Regions from separate parts of the Homo sapiens genome. Here region 1 is linked to region 2. Evidence: chromatin loops called from intact Hi-C (ENCODE). Cell type or tissue: GM12878. All regions are shown on one strand.

Region 1 (8,000 bases), 1.4 Mb before region 2:
CAAGTATGGTTTTTGGAAGAATGTGACTTCTGACTTTTAACAAAAAGCAGAAACAAACACTTTCTTTCATACTTAGGAATTGTCTGCCAGGCTTCTGGAGGCACCTGGGCCGTGTGGGTTCACAGCGGTCATCCAGGGAATGGATGGACATGGTGAGTTTCTGAAGCACGGGCATCACCCTTAGGGTAGGGGGAGGGCTCCAACACCAAGGCCCCCAGCACACATTTCACAAGGAAAAATGACCGTGTCGTGCCTGTGTTGGTAGGTGATCAACTGTGCTTAACCGAGAAGGGAATTTTCTCTAGTTAGAGGCCTCACATTAAGCATGCATTGGCTTCATCTGGAGTGTGCAGAACAGAATCATTCTCTTCCCCATTCCTCACCAAGAACAGTAATTAGAATGCAAGTTCATCTCCATATAATGCATTATGACTTTAATATCAGTAAATGCTTCTTACATATTAGATGCAGTGAGGAAATATTAGTTGAAAATTCACAGACTGGTATGATCAGTTTCCTCTAGGATAAAATGTGATAAATGGGTTTTAATAAACTGAGGAGAATTATAGGCACCATCATCTTGGTTCCTGTCAATTTTACTTAGAGTAAAATGCCATTGCAATAATTAGTTGGTTTTTACTGTATTCATTAAAAGTTTTTCTAATGACCACTTGAGGAATAAGTAAAATTAATTTCTTTCTTGAACATCAAAGGAATTCATCAATCAAACAAAAAGCAAACTTCAGGGATTATGCGAGACAGGGTGAGGACCAGTGGTTTTCCGTGCCCACTGTGGGGACAGCGCTTTCCCGCCGTATGTCATTGGCATGGAAGCTCGAGGCCATTCCCCCGAGGTGTGCTGATGGAGAGGGATGCAGGCCCCGGGTGGAGGCCCTGGCCGTCCTTCTCAGGTGCCATTGAGCTGTGACTCCAAGGCCTCCTCCTCCAGGCAGCTTTCCTTGACTGCTCCAACTTCAGGGCTCTCTCCTGCCTGGCCCACACACTTGAACTAGGGCTCCTCAGTCTCAGAGGCTGAGGCCAGTTTCTCTCTCTGCCTGTGGCCCCTCAGATTCCAGCATAGGGCCAGGCACTCTAGAGGGCTCAAGGGCCACTACCCCCGTCCTAGCTCCTGCAGTGCTCGGCCAAGCTCAGCCCTTGTTCAGCACACCAGCCCTGTGAGCCACGCTGTCCCTGGAGCCTGGCTCGGAGGATGCGAGGAGGATTCTCCAGCAGGCAAGCATGGTCAGAGGGGCCACTGGGTCGCCAGATGGAGTCCCTGTGCCGATCCCACAGTACACGGAGAGGAGCAGAAAAGCGGGTGAGGCCTGGGGAGATGACATCACATGGCTGGGGCTACTCAGTGGTGAAGGGAGAGACAAAGCCGGACACCGCTCTGGCTACTGGGGGGAGCAATGGTCCTTCCCACCTCTTGTGCCAGGTACAGCACTGGGGCCTGGGACCAGGACGAGCCTCAGAACACGGCTGGTGAGCACACCCACCTCCACCTGCACCCATCCCCGCTCCCCACACACACCACACACACACTCATCACACACACACTCATCACACAACCACACACTCATCACACACGCTCATCACACACACCACACACTCATCACACACATTTTACACACACCACACACACTCGTCACACACATGCTCATCACACACTCATCACACACCACACGCTCATAATACTCATCACACACATTCATTACACACATACACCACACACATGCTCATCACACACATTCTCATCACACACACCATACGCACTCATCACACACACTCATCACACACATGCTCATCACACATGCATCACATGCTCATAACACACTCATCACACACATGCACCACACACATGCTCATCACACACATATCACACACAGCACACACACTCATCACACACGCTCATCACACACTGATCACAGACACACGCTCATCACACACCACACACACAGTCATACAAACTCATCACACACACCACACATATACTCATCACTCATGCTCATCACACACATTCATCAAACACTACACACATGTTCACACACTCATCACATGCACACCACACACTCATCACACACATTCATCACATACACCATACACACATTCATCACACACGGCACACACATGCTCATCACACACACACCATGCACACTCATCACACTCACACACACATCACACACGATCACAGACATCACACACACCACACACATGCTCATTATGCACACTCGTCACACGCACACCACACACAGTCATCACACACACATCCCAGACACCACACACACCACACCATATATACACTCAACCATCACACGCACACACACCACACACACACACCTCATCACGCATACACCTGCACACAGAGCCACACACACTGGGCCATCACACAGACACCATGCACCACACACACACACACTCATCACACACAAACCCAATCACCTCACACACCCATCCACCCCCATCACAGCCCCCACCTCTGCTGAATGGAGCCCCACCATCCTTCAATGACCAGCTGGCACCTCGTCCTTGACGTGCCCCATCGCACTTCCTTCTCCCGCCCACGAGGACCTCGGTAATGTCGCCCCTGAAACTGCTGCGGAACCTGGAGCCCACTGTAACCCAGAATTGGAATCCCAGCTCAGCCCCTGCACACCTGATTGCCCGGAGAAATGCCTTATTCCTGACAGCCTCTTGGTTCTTTTCCGTCTCCGGTTAGGTGAGAAGGTCAATCTGGCCCTGCGGGTTATGTTGGGGGTTACATGAGAACCTCATTGGCATGAAGAGGCCAGGCAGGTCCTCCGACAGTGCCACAGCCCCAGGCTTGTGCCGCCAAATCACGGAGGCCTTCCGGGCCCTGAACACGAACCGGACGGGGCCTTCCCGCATTACTACCCGAATGACACTGCTGGGGGGACCGCTCTCTGGATGCCATTGTGGCCACGTGTCGGGACGGTCGGCTGCTTGACTCCACGACTTAAAGCTAGATTTGGCCTTTTAAGCCTCTGTCTCAGTGCCCTCGGGTCCCTTCTGCAGCTCACCTACCTGTCCCTCGGCCTCTGGGGTGGGCTGGCAGGGCTCGTTCTGGGACCTACGTGGGGTGGCAGCAATGGCTGTCATGGTGCAGAGCCGGCTTCTCGGAGTGCCTGGTCTGGGGATCCCCAGGGAAGGCACTGAAGCTGTCTCCTAGGCTCCCGGGCCTGTGAGGCCCAGCCAGCTCCACCCCTGCCCCACCCACCCCAAGCCCCACAGGGGTCCCCTACCTGGCAGCTCAAGCCCAGCCCCCTTTCCTGGTACCCTGAGAGGCCCCACCACCACCTCGTGCCAGTCAAGGGTGATGTGTGGGCCGCTGGGCCTTTGATCCCTGTCAGGGTCACTCAGAGAAGCCTGGGTGAACATGAAAGTTCGATGCTAAGCCACATCCAAGCCAAGACTCAGGAACAAGCAGGGACCTTGCCTGTAGTGTCCCCAACTCCTGAGCAGCTCTCCAGCTTCTGGATCCCCTGGCTCTTTTTGGCTGAGGGGGCTCCTCTGTGTAACTCGGCCAGGCCCTCTTTCCAGGCTTTTATTCTTCCTGCAGCCAGAGAGGGGGGCAGAGGGAGCCTCTGGTGCCAGCTCTGAGGCCTCTCTTGAAGCCCAGCCTGAAGGTGTCTGTCCCCACCTGCTGCTACCCCCACCCTGAGATGGGGGCTTAGAACCTTTGCCCTGGTGGCTTGCCCTGCTGGGACCCCTTCTTCTAATCTCAGAATGACCGACCCCTCGCCTCCCTCACGTCGCTGTTTCAGAGCTACTTTCTCACCCAGATCCCCGACCTGGTGCTCCTAGTTTCCCCACCCACCTGTGCTACGTGTTCCCAGGTGTCTGCCACCTGCAGCAGGCTGCCCAGTCATTCCTCCCTCCCCGTGTGCTTTCATCATCGAGCCCCTTCTGGCCCCATCCTCCAGCTCCCGCCGTGTTGCTCAGAGCAGCTCACGGTGCACGGCGACTCCGGGGAATGGGGTTCCCACAGCTCCCCGGCTTCCATAAAGGCCACGGCGGGCTCTGCAGGGCAAGCTGGCCTCTGCGATCACTGCGCAGTGACCCCTCACAAGTAGCATTTTTGCACTTGGGAGTCTACACGTTTTTTCATTTTAAAAGGAGTTTGTCCCTGCTGTTTGAGAAATATGCCCAGGAACACAGCCCTTCTCAGAGAGTCTGGTTACTTAAAAGGAAAGCTCTTGATTACATAGGGGAGTTCACCGTGGTGCAATGTTGACGGAGGCATGGCCAGCACAGGGCAGGAGCTGGGGGACTGACACCTCTGAGGACAGGTAGACACTCATCATAGCAGCAACACACTGCTTGCACCTGCAGAGGCCACAGGCTCAGCAGAGCTGCCCTGGCGATGCTGGTGATTTCAGGAGGTCTCTCTAGAGTGCCGGGAGATGCTGCACCCTCAGAAGTGGCCGCCAGGAGTGGCTCTGGCAGATTGAGATGGTGATTTAGCTGATCATGCCGCCGTCCGTGTTCACTCTCCATCAGAAGCCACACCTCACTCTCTTAGAGCGAGGGAGAGACACACTCAAGCTGGGGGCAAATGGCATCTGCAGAGCCAGATCCAGGGGCCAGGAGGATCGGGGACTCCCCGGGAGGAGTCTCCATGCCACGTGAGTCAATCAGGGAACCCTAATTGGAAAGCAGTAATACAAAGTAATTGAGTTTAATACATAATTTAGATGGTTACTCGTTAAGCTAATGCCTCCCGCTTAGGTGTGGGGAGAAAATTATCTAGTAGACGGGGAAGATTTCATTTGTTTTTATAATGGTATGCTCGCCAATTGACTTTAGTAAGAGCAGTTTGTTAAATCAGATTTTGAATTGGTGCATAGATTTGAAGTTCATAAGTTAGTTTTTGATGTGATATACTTAGCGCCTCCCTTCTTCCCTTAAAGTGGCTGGATTTATTCTCCCATGAGGCTGTGCGCTCATTGTTGTCCTGCATTATGGAAATTACATCAGTTCTCCGTGGTGTCTTCATGAGAGGCAATTTTACTCCTGACTTCTACCTGTTTTTTTTTTTTTTAATTTAGGAAGGGACATTAAAGAGACTCTGCTTGCTTCTTTGCGGGGCCTTTTTCCTCTTGAAAACAGTCCCAGGGCTGCAAACAAATGCTTTGGTTAAATATCAGAAAGGAACTTACTAACAACTCCTTACTAGGGTCCAACCGTCATTCATTAACCTGTCTGATTTTCTCAGCAATCCTGTGAAGTCAAGCGGCCGCTAGGAACCCAGCTCCTGTGTGTACACATCGAGGCCGTGGGCCTGGTCACGATCGGTAGCTGGGTGCTGGCCTGGCAGTGGGGACCAGGCCACACCCACAAAGCAGGTCCGCCTGGGCCTGGACCCAAGTTCATCTGGCCAGCCCAGTGATGGCGACCCTGACTCAGTTTCCCTATCAACAAAATAGGAATAAGATACTGAGTACCTAAAGGGTTTTAGGATGGAAGGAGGCGATGCCTGCCCACGGCACGTAACAGAGCCAGTGCCAAGAGCTGAGCTGTGGGCACTGCAACTACCCCAGTAGAATGGCTCCTGGACCCCTCCCCGAACCAGCTCCCCCTCCTCCAGCAGCCATACCACCAGGCCGACAGCATCTGACCCATAGGGCCCCACCCTCACGCCTGCTTCTCACCAGCTTTGGGGACTCCAGTGGGCATCCCTGTTCTCCAGGCCTCAGCATCCTCAGCTATGAAACAGGCTGCTGAGGCCTCCCTTGGGCAACCAGCATCCCGGCCGCAGGCAGAGGGGAATCTTGCTGACAGGAGGCAGGAGACCACCCCAGGAACCAGGGTTTGCCCGGTCTCCTCTTGGGGCAGCTATCCAGGCAGAACCTCAGCCCTCAGATAGCAGGATCACGGCGAAAACTAAGTCATCATGTGTCTGAAATTGGTGGGTTCTTGGTCTCACTGACTTCAAAAACAAAGCCGCAGACCCTCCCAGTAAGTGTTACAATTCTTAAAGACGGTGTGTCCAGAGTTTGTTCCTTCTGACATTAGGATGCATTTGGAGCTTTTTCCGTTGGTGGATTGCTGGTCTGGCTAGCCTCAAGAGTGAAGCTGCAGACCTTGCAGTGAGTGTTACAGCTCATAGACACAGCACGGACTCAGTGAGCAGCAACAAGATTTATTGCAAAGAACAAAAGAACAGAGCTTCCACACTGTGGAAGGCTATCTGAGCAGCTTGCCACTGTTGGCTAGGGCAGCCTGCTTTTATTCCTTTATCTGACCCCACCCACATCTTGCTGATTGGCCCATTTTACAGAGAGCTGATTGGTCCGTTTTGACAGGGTGCTGATTGGTGCATTTACAATCCCTGAGCTAGACACAGAGCGCTGACTGGTGTATTTACAATCCTCTAGCTAGAGGTAAAAGTTCTCCAAGCCCCGACCAGATAAGCTAGATACAGAGTGCTGATTGGTGTATCCACAAACCCCAAGCTAGACACAGAGTGCTGATTGGTGCATATACAATCCTCCGGCTAGACATAAAAGTACTCCAAGTCCCCACCCCACTCAGGAGCCCAGCTGGCTTCTCCTAGTGGATCCCGTGCCAGGGCCATAGGCGGAGCTGCCCACCAGTCCAGTGCTATGTGCCTGCACTCCTCAGTCCTTGGGTGGTCAATGGGACCAGGCACTATAGAACAAGGGGCGGTGCCCGTGGGGGAGGCTTGGGCCACACGGGAGCCCAGGAGTTGCGGCGGGGGCGGTGTTGCTTGGGCATGGGGGTGCTGCAGGTCCCAAGCCCTGCAGCATGGGAAGGCGGCTGAGGTTCGGCGAGAATTCAACCACAGCGCGGGTGGGCCGTCAGTGCTGAGGGACCCGGCGCACCCTCCTCAGCTGCTGGTCTGGGTGCTAAGCCCCTTACTGCCTGGGGCCGGCGGCACCAGCCGGCTGCTGGGAGTGTGGGGCCCGCTGAGCCCGCGCCCACCAGGAACTCATGCTGGCCTGCGAGCACTGTGCACAACCTCGGTTCCCACCTGTGCCTTTTTCTCCACACCTCCCAGCAAGCAGAGGGAGCTGGCTCTGGCCTCAGCCAGACCAGAGAGGGGCTCCCACAGTGCAGCGGCAGGCTGAAGGGCTCCTCAAGCGTGGCCAGAGTGGACTCCATGGCCTGAGGAGTTGCCGAGAGTGAGCGAGGGCTGCTAGCACTTTGTCACTTCTCAATCAGGACCCCAGGCCTGAAGGTCATCCCTGCCTGGTTCCTGCAGCAGCCTCAGTGACAGGTGCTGGGGAAGGCCCTGATGCAGGCAGCCTTTATCTTGGCCTCCCTTGGACCCCCAGCCCCTCCAGCTCCAGTCACTGTGTTCCAATAGAGACCCCCCAGGGCACTGCAGGGAGTGCTTTCCACAGCCCCAGCTGCACCCCACTTCCAGCTTGCCTCTGGAAACAGCCACGAATGGCAGGGTGGCACCAGAAGGTAAGCCTTTAGGGAGAATGAACACAGGTCTCCACCCTCAGACAAACACAGGCCTCCACCCTCAGACAAACACAGGCCTCCACCCTCAGACGAACACAGGTCTCCACCCTCAGACGAACACAGGCCTCCACCCTCAGACGAACACAGGCCTCCACCCTCAGATGAACACAGGCCTCCACCCTCACATGAACACAGGCCTCCACCCTCAGAAACAGAAGCTCCACAGAGCCCCCAAGGGACCCTGGGGCACCCTGGAAGCATCCAATGTGCACTGGAGTCACCTCAAGAGCCATGGGGACTTGGAGCCGCTTGATTCTGGGAAAGCTCTCCCCGATGGAACATTGGAATAAATGTGTGTAGCTGTGAAACCCCCCTTTGCATAAAATCAAAAAGAGAGCCTGTGTAAAACAGATTTCTAAATACCCAAGACCTTAAGACACAGCCTCTCCTCCTGGGCACCTCCACAGCCTCTTCCTGCCCTTCTTGCCTCCAAGCCGGTGCAGCTCCTTCTAAAACATCTTGGTGCACCCAGGGTCCCCAGAGGA
Region 2 (8,000 bases):
GAGCTGGGAATTTCAATCCCTGAGCTCATCTTTTTCTTTTACCACTTTGTGCAATGATATTAAAAGCAACCAATGTCATTATATTCCTCAGTTTTCCTAAAATGTTCAAAAGTATGATATACAGAGTCATGTAGCTTCTTGCTTCTTATAAGTGGTTTATTAGGAGGATCCAATGCAGATATTTTGCATATCTGTATAGTTTATGCCATGGATGATCAGTGCTCTCTTTACTACTGGAAATAGAATCGTTAGTGTCTTCACATATAGTCAGATTAAAGATCCAATTCCAGAAACTCCAGAAAGAATTCAGAAAACTCATCCTCAAAATTCTGGTCCTCTAGATCCACTCTTGGTACCAAAATCTATATTAGTCAGAGTTCTACAAAGAAACAGACTCAATAGAATAGATAGATAGATAGATAGATAAATAGATAGATATAGATATATATCAATAGATATATATGTCTATAGAATATATGTATCAATAGTATATATATATCAATAGAATAGATAGATAGATAGATAGATAGATAGATAGATAGATAGATAGATAGATTTATTATAGGAACTATGTAGTTATGGAGGACAAGAAGTCCCACAGTCTGCCATCTGCCAGCTGGAGACCCAGGAAAGTCAATGGTGTTCTTCGATCTGAGTCCAAAGACTGGAGAACCAGAAGCACCAATGTTCGATGGCAGAAGAGGATGGATGTCCCAGCTAAAAAAGAAAGTGAATTCACCCTTCCTCAGCCTTTTTGTTCTATTCAGGCCCTCCATGGATTAAGTGATGCTTGCTCACTTTGAGGAGGGCAGGTCTGTACGCAGTCCACTGACTCAAATGTTAATCTCTTCCAGAGACCCCCTCACAGACACATCCAGAAATGACATTTTATCAGCTATCTAGGCAACCCTTCCTTAGTGCAGTCAAGTTGACACCTAAAATTAAACATCATAAGCAGGGAAGATGGTGTGGGAGGTGAGATGTATGTCTGTGAGCAGAAGCTGGGTGGGTCTCTGCATGAACATGTAGGTACGGGTGCAAGCATGTGGGAGCTGCTGGTGGCAAAACTCAACAGAAGCAACTCATATTTAGGAAGTGAATCAGATGTCACATCCTCTGAGCCTGTGATATTTCATGATCTGGCACAATAAAAGGCTCTCAGAGCAGGTTGTATAATAAAAAGCTAAATTTTCCAATGGTTTTTGGAAGAATGTAACTTCTGACTTTTAACAAAAAACAGAAACAAACACTTTCTTTCACAGTTAGAAATTGTCTGCCAGGCTTCTGGAGGCACCTGGGCCGTGTGGGTTCACAGTGGTCATTCAGGGAATGGATGGACATGGTGAGTTTCTGAAGCACGGGCACCACCCTTACGGTAGGGGGAGGGCTCCAACACCAAGGCCCCCAGCACACATTTCACAAGGAAAAATGACCGTGTAGTGCCTGTGTTGGTAGGTGATCAACTCTGCTGAAACTGAGAAGGGAATTTTTTTCTAGTTAGAGGCCTCACATTAAGCATGCATTGGCTTCATCTGGAGTGTGCAGAACAGAATCATTCTCTTCCCCATTGCTCCCCAAGAACAGCAATTAGAATGCAAGTTCATCTCCATATAATGCATTAAGACTTTAATGTCAGTAAACGCTTCTTACATATTAGATGCAGTGAGGAAATGTTAGTTGAAAATTCACAGACTGGTATGATCAGTTTCCTCTAGGATAAAATGTGATAAATGGGTTTTAATAAACTGAGGAGAATTATAGGCACCATCTTCTTGGTTCCTGTCAATTTTACTTAGAGTAAAATGCCATCGCAATAATTAGCTGGTTTTTACTGTATTCATTAAAAGTTTTTCTAATGACCACTTGAGGAATAAGAAAAATTAATTTCTTTCTTGAACATCAAAGGAATTCATCAATCAAACAAAAAGCAAACTTCAGGGATTATGAAAGACAGGGTGAGGGTCGGTGGTTTTCCGTGCCCACTGTGGGGACAGCGCTTTCGCGCCGTCTGTCATTGGCATGGAAGCTCGAGGCCATTCCCCCGAGCTGTGCTGATGGAGAGGGATGCAGGCCCCGGGTGGGGACCCTGGCCGTCCTTCTCAGGTGCCATTGAGCTGTGACTCCAAGGCCTCCTCCTCCAGGCAGCTTTCCTTGACTGCTCCAACTTCAGGGCTCTCTCCTGCCTGGCCCACACACTTGAACTAGGGCTCCTCAGTCTCAGAGGCTGAGGCCAGGTTCTCTCTCTGCCTGTGGCCCCTCAGAGTCCAGCATAGGGCCAGGCACTCTAGAGGGCTCAAGGGCCACTACCCCCGTCCTAGCTCCTGCAGTGCTCGGCCAAGCTCAGCCCTTGTTCAGCACACCAGCCCTGTGAGTCACACTGTCCCTGGAGGGACTGAGGAATGTCCAGGGGTTGGTAGTGGCACAAAGGATGGAGCCACTGAAACGCGGTGGGTGGACACAGGAAGAGGACGGCCGCACAGCGAGGCCACGCCTGGCCTGGCTCGGAGGATGCGAGGAGGATTCTCCAGCAGGCAGGCATGGTCAGAGGGGCCACTGGGTAGCCAGATAGAGTCCCTGTGCCGACCCCATAGTCCACGGGGAGGAGCAGAGAGGCGGGTGAGGCCTGGGGAGATGACATCACATGGCTGGGGCTACTCAGTGGTGAAGGAAGAGACAAAGCGGGACACTGCTCTGGCTACTGGGGGGAGCAGTGGTCCTTCCCACCTCTTGTGCCAGGTACAGCACTGGGGCCTGGGACCAGGACGAGCCTCAGAACACGGCTGGTGAGCACACCCACCTCCACCTGCACCCATCCCCGCTCCCCACACACACCACACACACACTCATCACACACACACTCATCACACACACACCACACACACTCATCACACACATGCTCATCACACACACCACACACACTCATCACACACATGCTCATCACACACTCATCACACACACACCACACACACTCATCACACACATGCTCATCACACACACCACACACACTCATCACACACATGCTCATCACACACACCACACACACTCATCACACACGCTCATCACACACACTCATCACACACACCACACACTCATCACACACATGCTCATCACATACCACACACACACTCATCACACACACACCACACACACTCATCACACACATGCTCATCACACACACCACACACACTCATCACACACATGCTCATCACACACTCATCACACACACACCACACACACTCATCACACACATGCTCATCACACACACCACACACACTCATCACACACATGCTCATCACATACCACACACACACTCATCACACACACACCACACACTCATCACACACACGCTCATCACACACACACCACACACACATCACACACATGCTCATCACACACCACACATACACTCATCACACATGTTCATCACACACACGCATCTCACATGCATCACACTCATGCACCACACACATGCTCACACACACATCATACACACCACGCACACCATCACACACACTCATCACACACACACCACACACACTTATCACACGCATGCTCATCACACACACACCACACACGCTCATCACACACATGTTCATCACACACATGTTCACACACACACCACACATGCTCATCACACATACGTTCATCACACACATGCACCACACACATGTTCATCACACACACGCATCACACACACCACACACATGCTCATCACACACATGCATCACATACCACATGCACTCATCACACACACAACTCATCACACATGCTCATCACACACCACGCTCACTCCACACACACACCACACATGATCATCACACACTCATCACACACACACATAGCACACATGCTCATTACACACATGCTCATCACACACTCATCACACACCACACACACTCATCACACACACATCACATATGCTCATCACACACATGCTCATCACACACATGCTCATCACACACTCATCACACACATGCTCATCACACACACCACACACACAGTCATCATACACACTAATCACACACCACACATATGCTCATCACACGTGCTGATCACACACATTCATCACACACCACACACATATTCATACACTCATCACATGCACACCACACACACTCATCACACACATTCATCACACACACAACACACACGTTCATCACACACTCATCACACACATGCCACACAATGCTCATCAAACATGCCACACACATGCTTATCACACATGCTCATCACACATGCCACACACGCTCATCATGCACATTAATCACACTCACACCGTGCACACTCATCACACACTCATCGCAAACACATTCATCACACATGATCATCACACACGTCACACATACCACACATACGCTCATCATACACACTCATCACAAGCAACCCACACACACTCATCACACACACACATGCACACCTGCCAGACACCACACGCACCACACCATATATACACTCAACCATCACAGGCACACACACACCACACACACAAACTCATCACACATACACCTGCACACACGGCCACACACACTGGGCCATCACACAGACACCATGCACCACACACACTCATCACACACACCACACACACAAATCGGGCCATCACACAGACACCATGCACCGCACACACTCATCACACACACCACACACACAAATCCAATCACCTCACACACCCATCCACCCCCATCACAGCCCCCACCTCTGCTGAATGGAGCCCCACCATCCTTCAGTGGCCAGCTGGCACCTCGTCCTTGACGTGCCCCATCACACTTCCCTCTCCCGCCCACGAGGACCTCGGTAATGTCGCCCCTGAAACTGCTGCGGAACCTGGAGCCCACTGTGATGCAGAATTGGAATCCCAGCTCAGCCCCCTGCACTCCCGATTGCCCAGAAGAATGCCTTATTCCTGAGAGCCCCTTGGTTCTTCTCCCTCTCAGGTTAGGTGAGAAGGTCAATCTGGCCCTGCGGGTTATGCTGCCGGTTACATGAGAACCTCGTCGGCATGAAGAGGCCAGGCAGGTCCTCCGACAGTGCCACAGCCCCAGGCTTGTGCAGCTAAATCACGGAGGCCTTCCAGGCCCTGAACAGGAACCGGACGGGGCCCGAATGACACTGCTGGGGGGCCGCTCTCTGGATGCCATTGTGGCCGGGTACCGGGATGGTCGGCTGCTTGATTCCATGACTTAAAGCTAGATTTGGCCTTTTAAGCCTCTGTCTCAGTGCCCTTGGGTCCCTTCTGCGGCTCACCTACCTGTCTCTCGGTCTCTGGGGTGGGCTGGCAGGGTTCATTCTGGGACCTAGGTGGTGTGGCAGCAGTGGCTGTCATGGTGCAGAGCCGGCTTCTCGGAGTGCCTGGTCTGGGGATCCCCAGGGAAGGCACTGAAGCTGTCTCCTTGGCTCCCGGGCCTGTGAGGCCCAGCCAGCTCCACCCCTGCCCCACCCACCCCAAGCCCCACAGGGGGCCCCTACCTGGCAGCTCAAGTCCAGCCCCCTTTCCCAGGGCCCTGGGGGGCCCCATCCCCACCTCGTGCCAATCAAGGGTGATGTGTGGGCTGCTGGGCCTTTGGTCCCTGTTAGGGTCGCTCAGAGAAGCCTGGGTGGACATGAAAGTTCGAGGCTTCCAAGCCAAGACTCAGGAATAAGCAGGGACCTTGCCTGTAGCGTCCCCAACTCCTGAGCAGCTCTCCAGCTTCTGGCTCCCCTGGCTCTTTTTGGCTGAGGGGGCTCCTCTGTGTAACTCGGCCAGGCCCTCTTTCCAGGCTTTTATTCTTCCTGCAGTCAGAGAAGGGGACAGAGGGGGCCTCTGGTGCCAGCTCTGAGGCCTCTCTTGAAGCCCAGCCTGAAGGTGTCTGTCCCCACCTGCTGCCACCCCCACCCTGAGATGGGGGCTTAGAGCCTTTGCCCTGGTGGCTTGCCCTGCTGGGACTCCTTCCTCTAATCTCAGAATGACCGACCCCTCGCCTCCCTCACGTCGCCGTTTCAGAGCTACTTTCTCACCCAGACCCCTGACCGGTGCTCCTAGTTTCCCCACCCACCTGTGCTACGTGTTCCCAGGTGTCTGCCACCTGCAGCAGGCTGCCCAGTCATTTCTCCCTCCCGGTGTGCTTTCACCATCGAGCCCCTTCTGGCCCCATCCTCCAGCTCCCGCCGTGTTGCTCAGAGCAGCTCACGGTGCACGGCGACTCCGGGGAATGGGGTTCCCACAGCTCCTCGGCTTCCATAAAGGCCACGGCGGGCTCTGCAGGGCAAGCTGGCCTCTGCGATCACTGCGCAGTGACCCCTCACAAGTAGCATTTTTGCACTTGGGAATCTACACGTTTTTTCATTTTAAAAGGAGTGTGTCCCTGCTGTTTGAGAAATATGCCCAGGAACACAGCCCTTCTCAGAGAGTCTGGATACTTAAAAGGAAAGCTCTTGATTACATAGGGGAGTTCACCGTGGTGCAGTGTTGGCTGAGGCATGGCCAGCACAGGGCAGGAGCTGGGGGATTGGCACCTCTGAGGACAGGAAGACACTCATGGTAGCAGCAACACACTGGTTGCACCTGCAGAGGCCACAGGCTCAGCAGAGCTGCCCTGGCGATGCTGGTGATTTCGGGAGCTCTCTCTAGAGGGCCGGGAGATACTGCAGCCTCAGAAGTGGCCGCCAGGAGTGCCTCTGGCAGATTGAGATGGTGATTTAGCTGGTGATCATGCCGCCGTCCGTGTTCACTCTCCATCAGAAGCCACACCTCACTCTCTTAGAGCGAGGGAGAGACACACTCAAGCTGGGGGTGAATGGCATCTGCAGAGCCAGATCCAGGGGCCAGGAGGATCGGGGACTGCCCGGGAGGAGTCTCCATGCCACGTGAGTCAATCAGGGAACCCTAACTGGAAAGCAGTAATACAAAGTAATTGAGTTTAATACATAATTTAGATGGTTACTCGTTAAGCTAATGCCTCCCGCTTAGGTGTGGGGAGAAAATTATTTATCTCATAGACGGGGAAGATTTCATTTGTTTTTATAATGGAATGCTTACCAATTGACTTTAGTAAGAGCAGTTTGTTAAATCAGATTTTGAATTGGTGCATAGATTTGAAGTTCATAAGTTAGTTTTTGATGTGATATACTTAGCGCCTCCCTTCTTCCCTTAAAGTGGCTGGATTTATTCTCCCATGAGGCTGTGCGCTCATTGTTGTCCTGCATTATGGAAATTACATCGGTTCTCCGTGGTGTCTTCATGAGAGGCAATTTTACTCCTGACTTCTACCGTTTTTTTTTTTAATTTAAGAAGGGACATTAAAGAGACTCTGCTTGCTGCTTTGCGGGGACTTTTTCCTCTTGAAAACAGTCCCAGGGCTGCAAACAAATGCTTTGGTTAAATACCAGAAAGGAACTTACTAACAACTCCTTACTTGGGTCCAACCAACTGTCATTCATTAACCTGTTTGATTTTCTCAGCAATCCTGTGAAGTCAAGCGGCCGCTAGGAACCCAGCTCGTGTGTGTGCACGTTGAGGCCCCGGGCCTGGTCACCACCCATAGCTGGGTGCTGGCCTGGCAGTGGGGACCAGGCCTTTCATACCCACAAAGCAGGGCTGCCTGGGCCTGGACCCAAGCTCATCTGGCCAGCCCAGTGATGGCGACCCTGACTCAGTTTCCCTATCAACAGAACAGGGATAAGATACTGAGTACCTTGGAGAGGGTTTGAGGATGGAAGGAGGCGATGCCTGCCCAGGGCATGGAACAGAGCCAGTACCAAGAGCTTAGCTCTGGGCATTGCAACTACCCCAGTGGAATGGCTCCCGGACCCCTCCCCGAACCAGCTCCCCCTACTCCAACAGCCATACCGCCAGGCAGACAGCATCTGACCCAGAGGGCCCCACCCTCACGCCTGCTTCTCCCCAACTGTGGGGCCTCAGGTGGGCATCCCTGTGCTCCAGGTCTCAGCGTCCTCAGCTATGAAACAGGCTGCTGAGGCCTCCCTAGGGCACCCAGCATCCCTGCTGAGGGCAGAGGGGATCTTGC

Evidence for each region. A loop is a pair of places that touch in the nucleus more often than their neighbours do. Peaks named below come from ENCODE experiments on the same cell type or tissue, not always from the same donor. Only the 100,000 strongest peaks of a DNase experiment are listed, where the experiment ranks them.
Region 1: a loop joins it to region 2, with 13 times the contacts of the local background. A loop is called at or near these places in 29 of 110 quality-filtered maps.

What each region holds. Positions count from the first base shown.
Region 1 is chr13:22,931,994-22,939,993 of GRCh38, forward strand. It overlaps LOC124903230. Among named protein-coding and RNA genes, the nearest start is that of LINC00621, 20 kb to the left of the region's middle. In GM12878, no CTCF peak of the experiment used is centred here; no DNase peak of the experiment used is centred here.
Region 2 is chr13:24,352,851-24,360,850 of GRCh38, forward strand. No RefSeq gene overlaps it. Among named protein-coding and RNA genes, the nearest start is that of LINC00566, 25 kb to the left of the region's middle. In GM12878, no CTCF peak of the experiment used is centred here; a DNase peak (open chromatin) is centred at 4,319.